2 separate regions of the Homo sapiens genome follow, and region 1 is linked to region 2. Evidence: read pairs that join two places in POLR2A ChIA-PET (ENCODE). Cell type or tissue: OCI-LY7. All regions are shown on one strand. Each heading gives the region's core, and the rest is flanking DNA. Links, peaks and the distances in the headings are about the cores only.

Evidence for each region. ChIA-PET counts read pairs that join two places held together with the same protein. Peaks named below come from ENCODE experiments on the same cell type or tissue, not always from the same donor. Only the 100,000 strongest peaks of a DNase experiment are listed, where the experiment ranks them.
Region 1: POLR2A ChIA-PET joins it to region 2 with 5 read pairs; 1 of 35 experiments calls an interaction of 5 or more read pairs at or near these places.

What each region holds. Positions count from the first base shown.
Region 1 is chr7:1,766,481-1,769,384 of GRCh38, reverse strand. No RefSeq gene overlaps it. Among named protein-coding and RNA genes, the nearest start is that of ELFN1-AS1, 26 kb to the right of the region's middle. RefSeq lists a silencer at 1,578-1,872. In OCI-LY7, for the core only: a CTCF peak has its summit at 1,644; DNase peaks (open chromatin) are centred at 334 and 1,654.
Region 2 is chr7:2,099,303-2,102,206 of GRCh38, reverse strand. The region is part of intron 11 of MAD1L1 (mitotic arrest deficient 1 like 1); the gene reads left to right. Among named protein-coding and RNA genes, the nearest start is that of SNORA114, 12 kb to the right of the region's middle. RefSeq lists an enhancer at 1,699-1,748. In OCI-LY7, for the core only: CTCF peaks have their summits at 1,622 (motif pointing right), 1,822 (motif pointing left) and 2,655 (motif pointing right); DNase peaks (open chromatin) are centred at 1,796 and 2,486; H3K4me3 peaks cover 1,056 bases; H3K27ac peaks cover 1,840 bases.

The DNA.
Region 1 (2,904 bases), core at 148-2,647, 330 kb after region 2:
TCGACAAAGAAAGAAGAAAAAAACACATCCCCAAATTCGGGCTTACCTCCCGGCCTGCTCGCCAACACGGGTGGCCGGATGGAAGGTCTCGGCTGCGAGTTGTCCAGGGTCTTGGCGTGTTGAAGAAAGAATGGAACAAAATGCACGCACAAAGCAACAAGAGAATGAAGCAAAGAAAGACAAGAGAAAGGACAGGGGAGGAGAAAAGGCACAATTCACGGAGCAAGAGACGCCCCAGCATGTGGCTCAAGAGTCTCCTGATTGCAAGGCTCCCAGGGCTTTTATAAGGCCAAGAAAACTTGGCACCACCCCCTCGGTGCCCTTTAGAGGTCTCCGATTGGTTACCCACCTATGAAGGATTGGCCTTTGACCAATCAGAGGCTGAAGTGGAGGCTCGGCCCGCAGTCAATCAGGGGCTGAAGTAGAGGGGTCTGTCTTGTTATCACAGGTTAAAGGCGGCCTGTGTGCTGCCTCACCTTGCCTAGAACTGGCTGCACCTGCTGGTCTTTTGCTTCTCCCTTAACCCCTGGTTACCTTCATTCTCTATTCTCCTGCCTCAATATCATGGATATCTATCCAGAAAACTGAAAAATTGTGCTCACACAAAAACCGATGCCTGCAAGTTCATAGTTTTGTTCATATTTACTGAAGACGGAACTCAGCCTTCAACTGGTGCATAAGGAAACCGTGATGCCTTCATACCGAGGAATACCACTCAGCAATTAAAATGACACACATACCTACTGGGATCAATCAGACGCCAGCTGAAGGAACCTCTGAAGGTTCCCGCTGGAGGAGTCCTGGGTCTGGGTGATGCCGCAGGGTGGCTGGACCGGGCAGCCAACAGCACTGGGAGGGGCACAGGGCGGGCTAAGGGGTTCAAGGAAGGCTGGTTGCAGAGGCTCGGCACCTGAGAGCTATTTTTGAGGAGCTGCACCTTGATTTTGGCAGTGGTTGCGTGACTCTGTACATTTGTCCGATTCTTAGAATTGCACACCAGAAAAGCTGACTTTTACCTATGTAAATTCAAACAAACTTTTAAAAGAAAGATGTATTTCAAAATAATTTTTATTTTTGGGGAAGGAGTCTTGCTCTGTTGCCCAGGCTGGAGTGCAGTGGCACGATCTTGGCTCACTGCAACCTCTGCCTCCCAGGTTCAAGTGATTCTTCTGCCTCAGCCTCCCAAGTAGCTGGGATTACAGGTGCCCACCACCACACCACACCCGACTAATTTTTGTATTTTTACTAGAGACGGGGTTTCACCATGTTGGCCGGGCTAGTCTTGAACTCCTAACCTCAAGTAATCCACCCACCTCAGCCTCCCAAAGTGCTGGGATTACAGGCATGAGCCACTGCGCCCAGCTAAAGACTTTTTTTTCTGCCTATTAGCAACAGCCATCAGAATAACATGGGGGAAATAGCCCATTCAAAATAATAATAACATGAAATTAAAAATGCTTTAGGTCTCGGAAAAAATGCCACGACCTTAGAGTGAATATCAGTGGGCACTGGGGTGTTGCTCCTGTAGCCCTGGGGTGTTGTTCTTGATGGAAGTGACAGAGCCCACTGGAAGCTGCATGAGCAGACGGGGGTGGGTGGTGTCACCGGCTCCCCAGGCCAGCTGGTTGCAGGACCTCAAACGAGGCACGTGTGGGCGCTGTGGTGTCTTTGCTCTAAACAACTGCTGCTCTCCCTGGTGAATTTTAACTCTGTGTGTGTGTGTGTGTGTGTGTGTGTGTGTGTTTGTGTGTGTTGTACATGCACAGGCACATACACACACAGAGTTAAATGGCTGGGTGGTGGTTACGTGACATGGGTGGCGTGTGTGCGTGGGTGTCATGGGTTGAGTGTTCAAGTCCTAACCGCCAGTGCGTGTGAACGGGAACTTGTTTGGAAACAGGGTCTTTCCAGATGATCAAGGTGAGACGAAATCATTAGGGTGGCCCCTAATCTAATATGACCAGTGACCCCATTACAAGGGGGACATTTGGACACAGAGACAGAGATGCACATGCAAAGATGAAGGCAGAGATCGGGTGAATCTTCTAGAAGCCAAGGGATCACCCAAGGCTGCCCTCCAACGATCGTAAGCTAAATGAGAGAGCCAGGGACGGACTCTCCCTGACAGCCTTGGGAAGGAACCAGCCCTGCCCATGCCTTGCTTTTGGGGGTCCGGCCTCCTGAGCTGTGGGACAATATGTCTCTGTTGTTGGAGCTTCCTAGTGTGTGGCACTTTGTAAAGGCAGCTCTAGCAAAGTGAGGCAGTGTGTACGCTGTTACTTAGTGGGTTTGCACTACTTAGCCTTTAATAAACACCATAGAAGACGTGAAGTTAATTCAGAGAATTCCCAGTTACATGCCAGGCCCCAGCACACACACACACACACACACACACACACACACACACACAGTGACACATGCTTATTCTGTGTGTAAGTTCACAAAGGTTTGGAATGATTTGGGCTCACAGTTTGTTTTGGGTTTTCACCTTGTGGTCTTATATTTTCCTAGGTTTGAGTAATAGGTTCAAAGTAAACAATTAGCCAGGCACAGTGGCTCACGTCTGTAATCCCAGCACCTTGGGAGGTTGAGGCCGGAGGATTGCTTGAGTCCAAGAGTTTAAGACCAGCCTGGGTTGGCCGGGCACAGTGGCTCACGCCTGTAATCCCAGCACTTTGGGAGTCTGAGGCAAGCGGATCACGAGGTCAGGAGATCGAGACCATCCTGGCTAACACAGTAAAACCCCGTTTCTACTAAAAATACAAAATATTAGCCGGGCATGGTGGCAGGTGCCTGCAGTCCCAGCTACTTGGGAGGCTGAGGCAGGAGAATGGCGTGAACCCAGGAGGCGGAGCTTGCAGTGAGCCGAGATTGTGCCACTCCAGCCTGGGTAAGAGAGCAAGA
Region 2 (2,904 bases), core at 265-2,764:
GGTGACGGTGGTGATGGTGGTTGTGGTGACAGTGGCAGTGTTGGTGATGATGGTGGGTGCAGTGGCAGGACTTGGCATCTGTTGAGAGTCTGCCCTGTGACTGGTGCCAGGACCTAGCCTGCGTTTTCACCTTATCCTGTGCTCTCAGCCTCTTCTGCTGGGGAGACTCAGTCCTGAGTCAGACAGGAGGGTCCAAGGTCAGCGAGGCTGTGTGATCTGCCCACTCCCACCCATGGCAGATTCAGACCTCCAGTCAGGGTCTTCCCAGCTGCAGAGCCCCCTGTGTGCACTGGACTGCACTCCTCCTTCTCCTGCCTGGTATGTGTTTATCCAGCATGTGTCAGGCGTGGGCCAGCTTGGGCTGTGATGGTGACTGAGACAGCTGTGGCCCTGTGTGCACGGAGCCAACAGTCTAGTGGGTGAGCAGCATAGAAGCTGTTCACTTTGGTGAGCATGGAGCCGGTAGTCTGGTGGGTGGCAGCATAGAGGCTGCTCACTTTGGTAAGTTGAGGGAAGAAGCGTCTTTGTTCTTTACTGGCTCTCAGGGTCCAGGTGCACAGCCTCCTGGATGGAGGCCCTTTAGGAATGGAGCCCCAGTCTCACGCCAGGCACCCGGATGGAGACCCTTTAGGAGTGGAGCCCCAGTCTCCTGCCACCCACCTGGATGGAGACCCTTTAGGAGTGGAGCCCCAGTCTCATGCCACCCACCTGGATGGAGACCCTTTAGGAGTGGAGCCCCAGTCTCATGCCACCCACCTGGATGGAGACCCTTTAGGAGTGGAGCCCCAGTCTCATGCCACCCACCTGGATGGAGACCCTTTAGGAGTGGAGCCCCAGTCTCATGCCACCCACCTGGATGGAGACCCTTTAGGAGTGGAGCCCCAGTCTCATGCCACCCACCTGAATGGAGACCCTTTAGGAGTGGAGCCCCAGTCTCGCGCCAGGCACAGTGGCTGTGGCCCTTCCCCCCAGGGCAGACCCCATAGCACAAAAGCCCGCATCCTCTTTGGTGTATGAATGTTCCCACAGTGGAAACTAGGGTTTTTCCAGTCCCTTGTGACAAAGGATTATGAGTTTTTTCCCATTGAAGGGGAGCAAGTTTCTGAGGGTGGGAAGGAAGCCGTTGAAAACAAATTGGCAGCACTCCCCCCATCCTCTTGCTGATGGGGAAAGTGGTTAATTAGGTGATTTTTCTCTTCCCCTGACACGTGCAAATGAGGCTTCGTTAATAACTGCACTGTTACAGAAATGATACGACTTTAACACCAACGTCAAGTTGTCAGGCGTGTCTGCAGAGTGGAGGTGGGGGGCACTGGAGGCCCCTGCGCCCCTCCCGACAGGAGTCATGCTGGAGCCGCGCCTCCAGTCGCTGGGGCTTGGCCTTGGGCAACGAGCTGTTCCCCTCCCACCCTCCAACCCCCTTCAGGGCCAGCTTAATTATTTAAAACTGATGATAAAAACAGAATGAGCTGCCAAGATGAAGTGATGATTTGCGGCCAGGACCTGGGGCTTGGGTGGACGCGGCTCCCACTCTCCCTGCTTGCTGTGTGCTGGCCCAGTGCGGCCGTTTCCAAGGACGCCTTCCGGTTTGCAGCCAGGGCCCAGGACACGGACAGCATCTCTGCTCTCAGGTGTCAGGAGGCCTGCAGATGGTGCAGGGCCCGCTCAGGGCTTGTCCTGCCAGGACGAGGCAGACGCGCCGGGTGGGCAGGTGGGTAGGGTAAAGCAGAAGCAAAGCGGCAGTACCACAGAGCAAGGCACCAGCATTGTAATGTCTGGAGTGTGGCACCCCCTCCAGGAAGCAGGTGCTTCACGCTCAGAAGCGCCTGGCTGTGGCATGCTTCTTACTATCTGTCAGAAGGCTCAAGGTCAAAAGGCCGTGCTTTCTGCCATAGAGTTTCAAGAGTAAAGGAGAACGCGGAGATCTAGTCAGCTGGGATTCCTAGCTCTGCTCAGAAACAGGCTGGGCTTTGAGACCTTTTCCTCCTCATTTTCCCTGCTGGTCTGGAACAGAAAGTACTTGCAGCTGACTGCGCTGGCCGTCGTAAAGCAGTGTGCACCTGTCTCTCAAACCTCAATGGTTGCCTGGGATTTGCTTCTCACCTATGTCCTTATCCATCAACAGGTAGTTATTAAATGCCCATGTCCCTGAGACGGTTTTGGGCTTTGTGTGGCTGGGGGCGAAGTGTAAGGAATGACCTCTACCTGTAAGGAGCTCACAGCCAGCCCCTTGGCTTGAGCTGTGAGAAGTTTGAAAATCCATGTGCTAGGTTAGCCCAGATGACACCAAGAGCATTGGTGCTGGTTCTTCTGAGTCATGCCTGGGGCATCGAGGGCTGGGCTGGTGGGAGGTGACTCCTCACAGTCGGCAGCCAGTCCCACTGGGGATAGTTTCATGGCCAGAATGGCCTACCAGGGGCTCCTCCCTGCAGGGTTGAGAGCTCACGCCTGAGGACTGTTCACAGGAAGCCACGGCCCGGGTGCTTCCTGGGTCTCGGGTAGGAGTACCTCTTCTGAACCACGTCTAATGGGTTTTTTGAAGAGAAGAGAAATGAATCTCCCAGTGCTGACTTCTGAGATTCGGCTGTCTCCCAGCCCGATGCGCTCACTTCCGTCCACGCTCCCGCCTGGCCTCTGGGTGGCGGGTTGTTAGTACAGTAAAGATTGCTAGCTGTCTCTTTTGCAAATCTAAAATGAGATTTCATTTTTTTAAATAAAAAGAAAAAAGTGCTTGAACATTTGCAGCTGGGAGATAGCACAGATTAGAAACATTACTTATCTCTGCTGCACAAAAGAAGGCAGCGAGAGAGGAATAAATTGCTGTTGAATGCTAACGAAGCCAAGGCGGCAGGGGCTGCGGGAAACAACTCCTGTTGAGGAACAGAGCGAGCACCTGACCTGCAC